Regions from separate parts of the Homo sapiens genome. Here region 1 is linked to region 2. A link is a contact called in ENCODE Hi-C or POLR2A ChIA-PET data. All regions are on one chromosome and are shown on one strand. Each heading gives the region's core, a stretch centred on a gene start or an enhancer-like site at or near the end of the contact. The rest is flanking DNA. Distances are from core to core; before and after follow the strand shown.

Evidence for each region. Hi-C counts contacts between places; a loop is a spot of excess contacts on that map. ChIA-PET counts read pairs that join two places held with the same protein, here RNA polymerase II (POLR2A). Pooled maps may share reads with other maps.
Region 1: a loop to region 2 is called in a pooled map, with 2.8 times the contacts of the local background. The contact joins two enhancer-like sites. A Hi-C loop is called at or near these places in 6 of 50 pooled maps. POLR2A ChIA-PET finds 5 or more read pairs at or near these places in 2 of 52 experiments (A549 and GM12878).

The regions. Positions count from the first base shown.
Region 1 is chr12:57,278,003-57,284,398 of GRCh38, forward strand. R3HDM2 (R3H domain containing 2) reads right to left here. Exons shown (of 24, transcript NM_001394031.1): 13 at 5,822-6,054; 14 at 2,356-2,528. Among named protein-coding and RNA genes, the nearest start is that of STAC3, 30 kb to the left of the region's middle. RefSeq lists an enhancer at 1,778-2,977. Within about 2 kb of position 2,334, at least 19 of the 41 ENCODE cell types and tissues checked have a DNase peak (open chromatin) inside an H3K27ac peak, as active enhancers do.
Region 2 is chr12:57,090,839-57,097,366 of GRCh38, forward strand. It overlaps NAB2 (NGFI-A binding protein 2), which reads left to right. Exons shown (of 7, transcript NM_005967.4): 2 at 287-1,160; 3 at 1,610-1,743; 4 at 2,079-2,130; 5 at 2,225-2,357; 6 at 2,569-2,760; 7 at 3,774-4,638. The coding sequence ends at 3,883. It overlaps STAT6 (signal transducer and activator of transcription 6), which reads right to left. Exons shown (of 22, transcript NM_003153.5): 20 at 6,230-6,295; 21 at 6,012-6,140; 22 at 4,570-5,923. The coding sequence ends at 5,734. Among named protein-coding and RNA genes, the nearest start is that of NAB2, 5.0 kb to the left of the region's middle. RefSeq lists silencers at 880-1,160, 2,508-2,557, 3,398-3,467 and enhancers at 2,830-3,361, 3,108-3,402, 3,894-4,424, 4,969-5,805, 5,483-5,602. Within about 2 kb of position 2,578, at least 30 of the 41 ENCODE cell types and tissues checked have a DNase peak (open chromatin) inside an H3K27ac peak, as active enhancers do.

The DNA of each region.
Region 1 (6,396 bases), core at 1,084-3,583, 190 kb after region 2:
GAGGGAGAAAAAAGGAGATACATACAGTGAGATGGTGGGATAATTTTTAGCAGCTTCCATAAATGCTTCCAGGGCATCAAAACCTGGATAAATTCTTTCATTTGGAGTTAGTGATCACAATTAATCTCAAGAATGAATTTCTAAGAGAACAGGAATTGCTGCACCAAGTAGTGTTCCTTTACCCCCGAGCTATAGCACCTAACCTGGCACCACACTCCCCATAGGAGATAAGCCAATGCCAACGATCGACCAATTGACCCTCACAATCCAGTAGCAGGGACAGAACCTGAGTAGAAGATTGGGGTTTAGGGCCAGTCACTTGGACATTCTGTATAAATTTCAGTCCCAAATGGTTCTTTTATCTCTTTATTCCTCTCCCACTCTTGCCGTCTCGTCTGTTTCTAGGTATGAGATTATAGGTGGAAGATGCAGGCAGATGGGAGACTAAGAGGGAGAAAAGGGAGCAAGACTATTAAAATACACATTTTAGGGAAAAAAAAACCTAGAAAATATTAGGACCTTGGAAAAGCAAGTCATACACATAAAAAACACGGTAGCAGATGACAGAAGGAGAAGCATAGTTTACCCACTTACAGGTTTGAATTAAGACACAGACAGAGAAAAGTACACATACAAGGACACTATGCTTCAGTAGGGAGCAAGGTAAACTGAAGTGAACGAGACTTACTGGGGTAGATGGTGGTAGAACAAGAAAGTTAGGACTATAGAAAGAACTGACTTAGACTAAGATAGAGGACTGCAATGACTTGCATGCAAATTACATTTAGACACAAAGTAGGATTTCCTAGATCTTCACTGTTCTTTGTTTCAGCTTCATTTCACAATATTTGAGATAGGGCAATACTGGGCCATTCTGGGGTCTTTGCACTCTAGTTTCTAGTTCATGGGGTATTAGTGTTTGGGACTTGCTTCTTACACCTAGGGAAGAAATATATCTAAGGCCAAGCTGGACTAATAAGCAGAGGGATGAGGGAGCCTGGGAGGTAACATGAGAATGTAAACTACAGCAGAAAAGACTGCAGACACATGGGCTTTCCAGCTACCAGAGAATACTTCAGGATAAAGTATGGGGCTCTCCTCAAAAAGAGCTCTATTCGTGTGAGAAGGGAGTAAGTGAAGATCTCAGCACAGCTCTGCTCGGAGTATTAAGGTGACTTTTTTTTTTTTTTTTTTTTTTGAGACAGGGTCTTACTCTGTCGCCCAGGCTAGAGAGCAGTGGCGCGATCTCGGCTCGCCGCAACCTCCGCCTCATGGGTTCAAGCGATTCTCCTGCCTCAGCCTCCCTAGTAGCTGGGATTACAGGCACCCGCCACCATACGTGGCTAATTTTTGTATTTTTAGTAGGGACCGGGTTTCACCATGTTGGGCAGGCTGGTCTTGAACTCCTGACCTCAGGTGATTCACCCGCCTCAGCCTCCCAAAGTGCTGGGATTACAGGCTTGAGCAACCATGCCTGGCCTTAAGGTGACTTTTAAACATAGTCACCTTAATGACAATGGCCAGGCATGGTGGCTCATGCCTGTAATCTCAGCACTTTAGGAGGCCAAGGAGGGAGGATCACTTGAGCCCACAAGTTTGAGACCAGCCTAGGCAACATAAGCAAGACCCTATCTCAAAATAATAATAATAACAATACATTTTTTAAAAATTAAAAGAAAGAAATAAAACAGAATACTGAAGTTCTGGTTTAGAACAGGACTGATTCTTAGGCTAATGACCTTCCTGGTCTCCACAGATGCAAAACTTCACTTAAACTCTAGTTGGTACCAACATTTACCAGTCCAGCAACAGAAGGAGAAGGATACAGCCCTTTTGAGTCATGGAAAACAAAGACACATTTGGAGTCTTTGTGTTTCGTGGCATATGTATGGAAGGGGTCTTGAGTGTTATTTCTTTTTTCCGCAAACCCCAACACATAAATAGGTGTTTATGGGTCCACATAGTTGGTCAGATGATGGTGGAAGTTATAATCTTTTCAAGTTCCAATATATAGATGTAATGGAAAAAAATGCCTTGTTAATTACACATGGACATAGAGGGAGATGGGGTACAGTAGAAATGTGGTATGAAATAAAAGATTCTACTGACAATGTTCAGGAAGCAGAGGAAGAAATATAAAGCAAAAAACCCCCAAGCTGACTCAGTAGTTATTTGGCAAAACCTTTGCTCAAGGTTCTTCTTTCCCTACAACTAACAAATGAGAAATGGGGGAGAGAGTGGCATGTCTCCAAAAACTGATCCTTCCTGCCACCCACAGCACAAGAGACATGACGGTACATCTAAAGTTTGCTTGAATCAGAGTGGAGAGGACTCTGACACTGAGTGGTGACTCACCTGTGAGATCATGTGATTATTCAAGGGTGGCTGTTGCTGAGGCGTGGGTGGGAGAGCAGGAAGTTGCTGCTGCTGCTGCTGCTGTTGCTGCTGGGCAGTACAAGGGAGAAGCCCCCGGACAGACTGGGATGAGGTGACCTGGTTGCACACTTCTGGGGCACCTAGTGCCATACCTAAGGCAAAGAAGAAACCCACAAAAAGTTGTAAGCATAAGCCACGAACACATTATCCCTGGAAGCTTAGTCAGAGGGCTCTACTTTTTCTTTGCCTTTCCTCTTTATTCCCTTTTGTCCCCTCCCCCACTGTCTTTTGAAGATTCACAGATGAGCACAGATGCATTTCAGCTGCCTTGCTGATGCCAGTCCTCCTCTTTGCAGGCTTCTGCTCCCTAGGGACAGGAACCACCTTGACTGTCAAGTTTGGTTATGAAATTGAACAAAATGTGAGGCTGCTGAAGCACCTCCCCTGAAGTGTCTGGAATCTGTCCATCAAACTTAGATAGCTGAAAATATAAATGCTTACTTCCTGGGAAGGCACAGATTTTTGGTCTCTTAAGAGATCCGTCCTTTTGCTAGAGAGAGAGAGATCTGTCTTCTCTTTGCTTTCTTCTCAATTTGCAACATCTCTTATAAAAGTTGCTGAGGGCCGGGCGCAGTGGCTCATGCCTGTAATCCCAGCACTTTGCGAGGCTGAGGCGGGTGGATCACCTGAGGTCAGGAGTTTGAGACCAGCCTGGCCAACCAACATAGTGAAACTCCGTCTCTACTGAAAATATAAAAATTATCCGAGCTTGAGGGTGGGCGCCTGTAATCCCAGCTACCTGGGAGGCTGAGACAGGAGAATCGCTTGAACCCAGGAGGCAGAGGTTGCAGTGAGCTGAGATCGCGCCATGACACTCCAGCCTGGGCGACAAGAGCGAGACTCGGTCTCAAAAAAAAAAAAAAAAAAAATGTTGCTGAGAAAACTTCAAGCATACACATAACCTTTATCCAACTCATTTCCCCATTTCTAGGCTCTCCAAGGCATGAACTCATTCAACACAACATACTTTACTATGTGCCAAGCACTGTATAATGAACTAAAGACATAAAGATGAGTGAAACACAGTCCTTGCCCTTAACAGCACAGGAACTTTTTTCTTTTTTTGAGACAGGGTCTCACTCTGTCGCCCAGGCTGGAATGCAGTGGCACGATCTTGGCTCACTGCAACCTCCACCTCCCAGGTTCAAGCGATTCTTCTGCCTCAGCCTCCCAAGTAGCTGGGATTACAGGCACCCACCACCACGCCCAACTAATTTTGATGTCTTTGGTAGAGATGGGGTTTTGCCTTGTTGGCCAGGCTGGTTTCGAACTCCTGGCCTCAAGTGATCTGCCTGCCTCTGCCTCCCAGAGTGCTAGAATTACAGGTGTGAGCCACCATGCCCAGCCAACAGCACAGGAACTTCTGATGGGAGATAGACATCCACATGACAATTATAATCTGATAAGGATAAGGAATACATCAGTGATATCGACAAAGTTGCATGAAAGCAAAGATGAGGAAGCAAAAACTCCTGGGAGGGTCAGGAAAGGATTTAAAGAGGGGTCAGCAGGAAAGCTGGGGTTGAAGAATGACAGATGCTTATAAGACCAAGAGGAAACAAAGCTAATGCCATATTCAAGAAATGGTTGGTTGGGTGTGGTGGCTCATGCCTGTAATCCCAGCACTTTGGGAGGCTTAGGTGGGTGGATCACCTGACATCAGGAGTTTGAGACCAGCCTGGCCAACGTGGTGAAACCCCATCTCTACTAAAAATACAAAAAATTAGCCGGCCGTGGTGGCGGGTGCCTGTGATCACAGCTACTCGAAAGGCTGAGGCAGGAGAATCGCTTGAACCCGGGAGGCGGAGGTTGCAGTGAGCCGAGGTCGTGCCATTGCGTAACAAGAGCAAGACTCCATCTCAAAAAAAAAAAAAGGAAAGAAAGAAATGGTTGGAAAGAAGGAAAGATCTGGAAATTAGACAGCAATGGCAAACTGGAGTCAGGAAGTTATGCTATATTAAGTAATTTGGATTTTACTATTCAGGTGAGGATGCAGAAACGAACATTTTTAAAAGACTACTGATGAGTTTAGATCTGTTTTAGATTGGCAAACTGGCTCTAAAAAGGGCTAAGCAACCAGATGCAATGGCTCATGTCTGTAATCCCAGCTACTTGGGAGTCTGAGGTGGGAGGATCATCTGGGCCCAGGAGTTCAAGGCTGCAGTAAGCTGTGATGGTGCAACTGCAATCCAGCCTGGATAACAGCAAGACCCCGACTCTTGAAAAAGCAAAAAAAAAATCATAAAAAGAGCTGAGAATGGAGTAGAGATATCAGTTTGGGCGCCAGTGTCATAATTACATAAAAGAAAATAAAAGTGTGGATAAAGGCTGAGGCAGTGGGATTAGAAAGGAGGTAACAGAGAAGGGCAGCAGAGACCTAGGGGTCAGAGGCAAAATCTTCAGCACTACTGATGTCTTCTGAGGATAACTACAGAACTTCTGGGATGAGATTCAAGCAACTCTTCAAAGGGAGGAGGACGATGAAATAGAGGTCTAAATGCCCTTCTGCTAAGAGAGCAGCAGAAATAGATAGAGAAGGTTTTGTAGCAGGAGAGCTGATGGGTGGTTACAGAGCTTTCATGTGGAACATAGGAGTGTCTGCTCCTTTCCAGTGACTGAGCTCCAGAGAAGCAGCCATAGCAGCATCCCTCTAAATTCTAGCCTATTAGCTGGTATCAATTAATTACAAACTACTAAACTCTAAGGATTCCCTCTGCTCTACAAAGCCTCTACAATCTCAAGAGTCATAGAATGAAAGTGGCTATCATTTTCATCTTAGTATATAACTTGAGACCTGGGCTGATATGGATGTTCCACCTTACATGAAAATCAGAGAAAATAATCTAATCACAATCAATTCTTTTTTTTTTTCCAATCAGGCAGAAGGTTTGAAAGAAAATGAGGAGGACTAAATCCAAGCAAGGACAATGGATCCAAAATTCAAATGTCCCTTCCCCTGGCTGTATTAGGTTTCCAGGAAACTATACTGGGACAAATGTTTTATTGAAAGTAAATATGGGCTGGGCGTGGTGACTCACGCCTGTAATCCCAGCACTTTAGGAGGCTGAGGCAGGCAGATCACCTCAGGTCAGGAGTTTGAGACCAGCCTGACCAACATGGTGAGACCTCACCTCTACTAAAAATACAAAAATTAGTCAGGTGTGGTGGCGCATGCCTGTAATCCCAGCTATTCAAGCGGCTGAGGCAGGAGAATCACTTGAACCCGGGAGACAGAGGTTGCAGTGAGCTGAGATCACACCACTGCATTCCAGCCTGGGCAACAGAGGAGACTCTGTCTCAAAAAAAAAAGTAAATATCAGTGATGTTTCACAGGAGACAAGCAAGAAGGGATGGGTATGACATGGAAGAAAAGAAGCTGTAATACCTGGCCTGGAGATCCTTCCCGCACTGCCGCCTTTACTGCTGCCGATGCTGTCACCTCGGGTAAGGATAGAGATTCCACTGAAGCTGCTAGCTTTGGTGACAGGGGGTCGCATGCTCCGGACAGAGCCATCAGAGTCTGTGCTGCTCCAAGGGCGTGGCTCCAGGGATTTGAGTTCGCTGTCTGTGCTGCTCTGGCGGCTGCTTGAGGTGCGGCTCAGTCCTTCACGGTTCCCCCTGCAGAGACCATAGTGGTCAGAGCACCTCCCACCCACCACTTTAGCAGAAGGGCTAGGAGATAATTCATTTCTATTCTCTCAATAACAAAGAATGGGTAAGAATTAAAGGGAGGATGGACACTGACTTATTGTTAGTTGGCTGGCCAACTAAGAGTTGATGGGAGCAGACAGAACAAGATCCAGTACAGTAACAAAGAACACAGAGGCAAATCTGGAAGACAGTGCACTGGCAACTAATTTAATACATCAGACCAGAGGTGGATGGGAAACCATATACATGATGCTGAGATTGGCTGTGGTCTCTTCCCCACCCTCTGAGGGTAATCCCACACATGCAAGC
Region 2 (6,528 bases), core at 1,328-3,827:
AGATAAAAGCTGAAGATAAGGTTGTAAGACGCTTCGACTCCTACAGACACAGGCCACTGACTTTTGGGGCTTCGGGCCAGTCTAGGACGGCACTGGCTTGTCCATGCCTCTGAGCAGTGCCTGATTCTGAGAGTCTGTACTCAGACCTGGGCACTGGGCAGGATAGCATCCAAATGAGGGAGGGGAAGAAAAGCAGGCAGGAAAGAGGGAACAATTGTTAGTGTGGGTTGGTACCCAGTAGGGGGACTTGCACCGACTGCCTCTCTCTTGTGCCCCTCCTTCTCAGGCCCAGTGCCCGAGCCATGGCACTGCCTCGGACGCTGGGGGAGCTGCAGCTGTACCGGGTCCTGCAGCGCGCCAACCTCCTTTCCTACTATGAGACCTTCATCCAGCAGGGAGGGGACGACGTGCAGCAGCTGTGTGAGGCGGGTGAGGAGGAGTTTCTGGAGATCATGGCACTTGTGGGCATGGCCACCAAGCCCCTCCATGTCCGGCGCCTGCAGAAGGCACTGAGAGAGTGGGCCACCAATCCAGGGCTCTTCAGTCAACCAGTGCCTGCTGTTCCCGTCTCCAGCATCCCGCTCTTCAAGATCTCTGAGACTGCGGGTACCCGGAAAGGGAGCATGAGCAATGGGCATGGCAGCCCAGGGGAAAAGGCAGGCAGTGCCCGCAGTTTTAGCCCCAAGAGCCCCCTTGAACTTGGAGAGAAGCTATCACCACTGCCTGGGGGACCTGGGGCAGGGGACCCCCGGATCTGGCCAGGCCGGAGCACTCCAGAGTCGGACGTTGGGGCAGGAGGAGAAGAGGAGGCTGGCTCGCCCCCCTTCTCCCCCCCTGCAGGGGGAGGAGTCCCTGAGGGGACTGGGGCTGGGGGGCTGGCAGCAGGTGGGACTGGGGGTGGTCCAGACCGACTGGAGCCAGAGATGGTACGCATGGTGGTGGAAAGTGTGGAGAGGATCTTCCGGAGCTTCCCAAGGGGGGATGCTGGGGAGGTCACATCCCTGCTAAAGCTGAATAAGAAGCTGGCACGGAGCGTTGGGCACATCTTTGAGATGGATGATAATGACAGCCAGAAGGAAGAGGAGATCCGCAAATACAGCATCATCTATGGCCGTTTCGACTCTAAGCGGCGGGAGGGCAAGCAGCTCAGCCTGCACGAGGTGAGAACCCCCAGGCCTCCTAGGATTGCCCTTGACTTCCAGGTCTCCAGCCGCTTACCTCTGCGAGTTTCTACAGTCTCCGACTATCTTTCATTATCTCTTGACCAGGACCCCAGGCCCTGATCCCCTCCCCAACAGGCCCCTACCCCAGCGGCCGCAGTGCTTCCATCCTCAGCTGAGGGGGAAGCAGAGATACAGGCAGCACCGAGCTGTTCAGCTCCTTGTCACTCAGGACCCCACAGGAGAGGAGGAGGCCCCGGGCATTCCTAGGAAGCTGTGGGTGCTGACCTCTGTCTTCCCACCTCAGAAAGCTCCCATGTAGTGTCAAAACCAAAGCAAGCGTCTGATGGATGGGCCTCATTTGTCCAATGGTGAAGGGGTGTGAGGAGGTCTGGTGAGGCAGCGGGGAAGTTCGAATTCTGACTCTCCTGGCTGCCCTCCCTCCACAGCTCACCATCAACGAGGCTGCTGCCCAGTTCTGCATGAGGGACAACACGCTCTTATTACGGAGAGTGGAGCTCTTCTCTTTGTCCCGCCAAGTAGCCCGAGAGAGCACCTACTTGTCCTCCTTGAAGGGCTCCAGGTGAGACCCCTTCCCCAGGTCCTTCCTGGACTGGAATCCTGCTATGGAGTTAGATCATGTCCTAACCTTCAGCTCAGGCAGCTCTAGGCCTGCTTCCCGCCCACCTGGATGTCCTGCTTTTGGCCAAGTCAGCTTGTCTCAGGTCTGGTCTCTCCTCCCATCCATGTCGGGTCCCCCCAACCCCCTACAACAATAGTGCTTGAACTAGAGACTCTTTCTCGGCCAGCTTCTTGGCAAAGGTTTTAAATAACACATGCCTCTGGCTGGGTTCTGTGCTCTGCCAGTCGAGTGGCCCTCGTCAGCCTCATCCACTTTATTCTTACCCATCTTTTCAGGCTTCACCCTGAAGAACTGGGAGGCCCTCCACTGAAGAAGCTGAAACAAGAGGTATGTTTTCCGGGGTGCATATAGGGGCACTGGGCAGCCTTCCCCAATCCCCTCCCTTGGCAGGTCTTCATTTCCCCATGTTGGGCATCCACAGGTTGGAGAACAGAGTCACCCTGAAATCCAGCAGCCTCCCCCAGGCCCTGAGTCCTATGTACCCCCATACCGCCCCAGCCTGGAGGAGGACAGCGCCAGCCTGTCTGGGGAGAGTCTGGATGGACATTTGCAGGGTGAGTGTGCCTCAGAACACTTTTCTCTTCATTGAGGGTGGGGGAGTAGGGGAGGGGGTTGGGGGAGGAGTGAGCCAGGAGGCAGTGCCTGAAACAGGGTTGGGAGACCTGGCTGGAGGGGGGGCAGAAGGGCCTGTGGGCTGGCTATGTGGTTGAGGGTGGGGGTTCCATTGGCTGCAGCCCCTTACCTGACCAGTGCCCATGCCCACAGCTGTGGGGTCATGTCCAAGGCTGACGCCGCCCCCTGCTGACCTGCCTCTGGCATTGCCAGCCCATGGGCTATGGAGCCGACACATCCTGCAGCAGACACTGATGGACGAGGGGCTGCGGCTCGCCCGCCTCGTCTCCCACGACCGCGTGGGCCGCCTCAGCCCCTGTGTGCCTGCGAAGCCACCTCTCGCAGGTGAGGCAGCCAGCAGTGCTGTCCCCAAGCACCCCGGCCACTCAGGCCCCACACAGCAATTCTGGTGTCCTGGGGCCAGGTGGGAGGAAGAGGGATATAGTCGTCAGAGAGGGCAGTAGGATGGCTGGGCTCCAGCCAGCCAGGCCTTGGGGTGCAGAGAGGCAGACCCTGCCGAGCTGCTCCCACCATGGAAAGTCTGGTCCTAGTGTAGATCTGTGAAAGGGGAACTGGGGAATGGGGGGACAGAGAAAAGAGGATGAAGGAGCAGGAAGGAGGAGCATCAATAAGGGAAGCTCAGATGGCACTTCCACCAACCCAGGAGTGGGGAGCAGGCTAGGAGTTGTGGGTATGGGGATGGGGATGCCCAGCTTGGAAGCAGAGGAGCCCAAAGCAGTGATGCTTTGTGTGTGGAAGGGGGAAGAGGGAGTGGGCAGGCGGAGGGCCGGGCAGCCGCTGGGCTGAGAGTGACGCAGCAGACAAAGCCACCAACCCTGGCTTGGTATTTTTAAACTGTGCGTGGGTGGGAAGTGGGGGCGGGGACTGGAAGGGGGGCTCTTCTTGAGGGAGGAGCTCGGAGGCTGGCTTCCTGTTCTCCCTCTGATTTGGCTACCAAAAAACTTGGGGGGCCATGGTAGAGTGGCCTGGGAGGGGCCTGGGAGGGGGCCAGGGATGAGTGGGGGTGGCAGAGCTTGGGAAGGGGGGAGGGGAGAGGTCAGAGCCAAACCACCCCCGCAGCTCCTGACAGAACCAGAAATTCCAGCGCAACCGAGGAGGCGGGAGAGAAAGAGAGAGAGACAGACAGAGACAGAGCTACGCACAGCCAGGGAGGGGAGGGGGCTCACACACATGGGAATGGAACCCCCCATACACATGCAGTGGGCAGGAGGCAGTAATTCAATAAACCTAAACTGAGCCCATCTTCACAGCTTTCTTTGCCCCTGCTTCTGTTCCCAACCACCTCTGTCTGCAGCCAGTCACCCTGCAGTCTCCTAACTGCCCCCTTTTCCCTGCAGAGTTCGAGGAAGGGCTGCTGGACAGATGTCCTGCCCCAGGACCCCATCCCGCGCTGGTGGAGGGTCGCAGGAGCAGCGTGAAAGTGGAGGCTGAGGCCAGCCGGCAGTGAGGGTTGGACTGGTGTCTTCAGACCCAGGACCTCAGACTTCTGGCTCACACAGACCCCCACGCTCTCCATCCCCGGAATCTAGTCACAACCCTGGATCCTTCCTCTGCCCTTCTCCTGCCTCCCCACCTGCTCCATGGGCATAAGACTGTGGGGCTTCAAGCAATAACAAGCAGAGGCCTGGAGAGAGGACACAAGGAGGGTGCGTGGTGCCCTCACCCCTGCCCAGAGCGAGGGGGCAAGGACTCTGCCTCCAGGGCATCTGGGGTTTTCCCCTCCCTCACACAACACACTCCCATTCTCTTTAGGTTTGCACCAGTGGTGTGAGCAGTTGGACTCAGTTTGGACAAGGGGGAAAGGGGGACTTCCCTGGGAAGGTCCAGCTAAAAGTGGCAACATTTGCCCCCAGAATTGGGGGCCTGGGAACACTGGACCTGCTCCTTCTCCCCTCTCCTTCCCCGTTTTTGTGCTTCTGGTTTGTTTCTTTAATTAATTTAACAAGTGCTGCAGTTTGCCCTCCCATTCCCATCTATCCCCCAAGTCCTTTGCAATTTCTTCCCTGCCCTACATAGGGGCGGTGGGTGTGGGATCCCTTCACTGGCCCCCTCGGGAGGCCTGGGTTGGACTCAGGGTCTCCTCCAGCTGGGGGCTGGACCGCAGCACCTATCTGAGCAGTTAGAGCGTCTTTCTTTTCAGATTGTGTACAGTAGATTATTTATTTTGTTATTTTGGAATAAAATTTATTTTATGGCTTAGGATCTATGACCCCTGCCTTGAGAGGGAGAATGGGATAGGGGAGTGAAGGGAAGCTGGCGGTGGATGGGGCAACAGAAAAGATGCAGCAGGCAGGGCCCTCTCATACACTGGAGGGCCACATGGCCAGGCCTGGACCCAGACTCTCACCCTGGCTCCCAGGCAGCATTGGAGGTGTGGAGCCATACGTAGATGTCACAGCCACTTGGACCCACTTGGGCACAGTCAGACTCCAAATTCAGAGTATTTGGGGGTTAGCATATGTCAGAGAGGCCAGCACACTTGCTGCTGTCTTCTGTGCAGTGTCTCACCCTCCCAAATTTGTGTTGTCACGTAGGCAAAAGCAGATAGACACATGTTCTATGTGGTCATGCAACTAAGGTGCCAGCTATACATTTAACATATCCTAGGTACATACACGTTCACACAGCTATACACGAAGAATCTCAGCCCTTGTACTTTTGCATAGTCTCATACACGTATCAGAAGCCTCCACCTGGCTAACAGGAATTTGGGGCTTTGGGAGATTTTTTAATCAGGGCAAAACCTGTACTAGTAACCACATGTCCAGACCCCTCCTATGCTCCCACCCAGGGTCCCTTGAGCTGCTTCCCATTCCCCTAGGGCTGAGACCCAATATCCTCTATCCCTGGCCTCTAGTGTAAATGTGTCTGTATGTTCCTGCCTATCCGTCCTAGGCCCTGGGTCAGAATGGGCGGAGAAGCCTTCCATGCCCTAACCTGTGCTCTTACCCAGCCCCCCTCCTGCTCAGCCCCATCACCCTCAGAGAGCTCTGTATGTGTGTGTGCGTGCGTGTGCGCGCTGCAGGTGCAGGCATGTTGGGGTGTGTCTCAGAGCCTGAACTTCCCTTCCAGTCAGTGCTGGAAGGAGGTGGGCAGGGGAATGATAGAAAGGAAGGAGTGGATTGGCTCCACCCACTGTGCATTCTCCTGTTAGTCTTTTCCTCCTGACCCAGGAGTAGGTGGGGATAGGAGGGCACCCTCCCCATCTGCTGCTTGGCAGGGCATGAGCAAGTGTCCAGAGCAGGTCTGTGGGGGTAGTAGAAGAGCTGTCTCTTTGGGTTCTCCCTCCAGCTGGGATCACCAACTGGGGTTGGCCCTTAGGTCCATGTGGGACATTGAGATCCCAGATTGCCCATAGTGGGAGGGCTGCAGGAGGGGCTGTGCCCCCAAGGACCCTCCCCCCGACTCCCCTTGCCCCTCCAGGAGAAGCTTAGTGAGGTCCTGTTCAGTGGGAGGCAGCAGAGGAGGGAATATGTCTTCACCAATCCTGCAAGGAGATGGGAGAAGCAGTGGAGTAGGCATGGCGCCCACTCCCCTAGATGCCACCCAGCCTCCACTCCCAAGCTGCCACTCACCAAGTGCCCTGAGGAAACGCTGTCACTGGCTGGCTCAGGCAGCTGTCTTCCACCATGGTCACATCTGAGCAGAGCAGGGGGTCAGGGCTGGACACAGCATGCTCCTGAGGCTGGCACGGCAGCAGGCCCCTGCCAGGAACCAGCAATGGAAATAAGGAGAGCGGGGCAAGGCCAGGAAAGAAGAGGCACATGGGGTCAGGAGGGGCTTTGTCACTCACTGGGGGTGAGGCTGGTCAAAGGGCAGGCTCATCTGGCCCAGGCTGGGGGGCATCTGCAGGTGAGGCCTGGAAGTAGGGAGAGCACAGTTAGAGGAAGGCAGGCTAGGCAAATGCAGAGTGGTGCAAAGTCAGGACCACTGAGTGAGGAAACAAGCTCCAGCTCCTTATCCTGACTTAGTCATGGCCTGGGCAAGCTATTTCTATGCTCTGAGCTCAGTCTTCTCATCTGTAAAATGTGCGTGTTATGGGGGTGGATTAGCCAATTTCTAATGTTTCTTTGGACTCTGAACTTTGGTAGT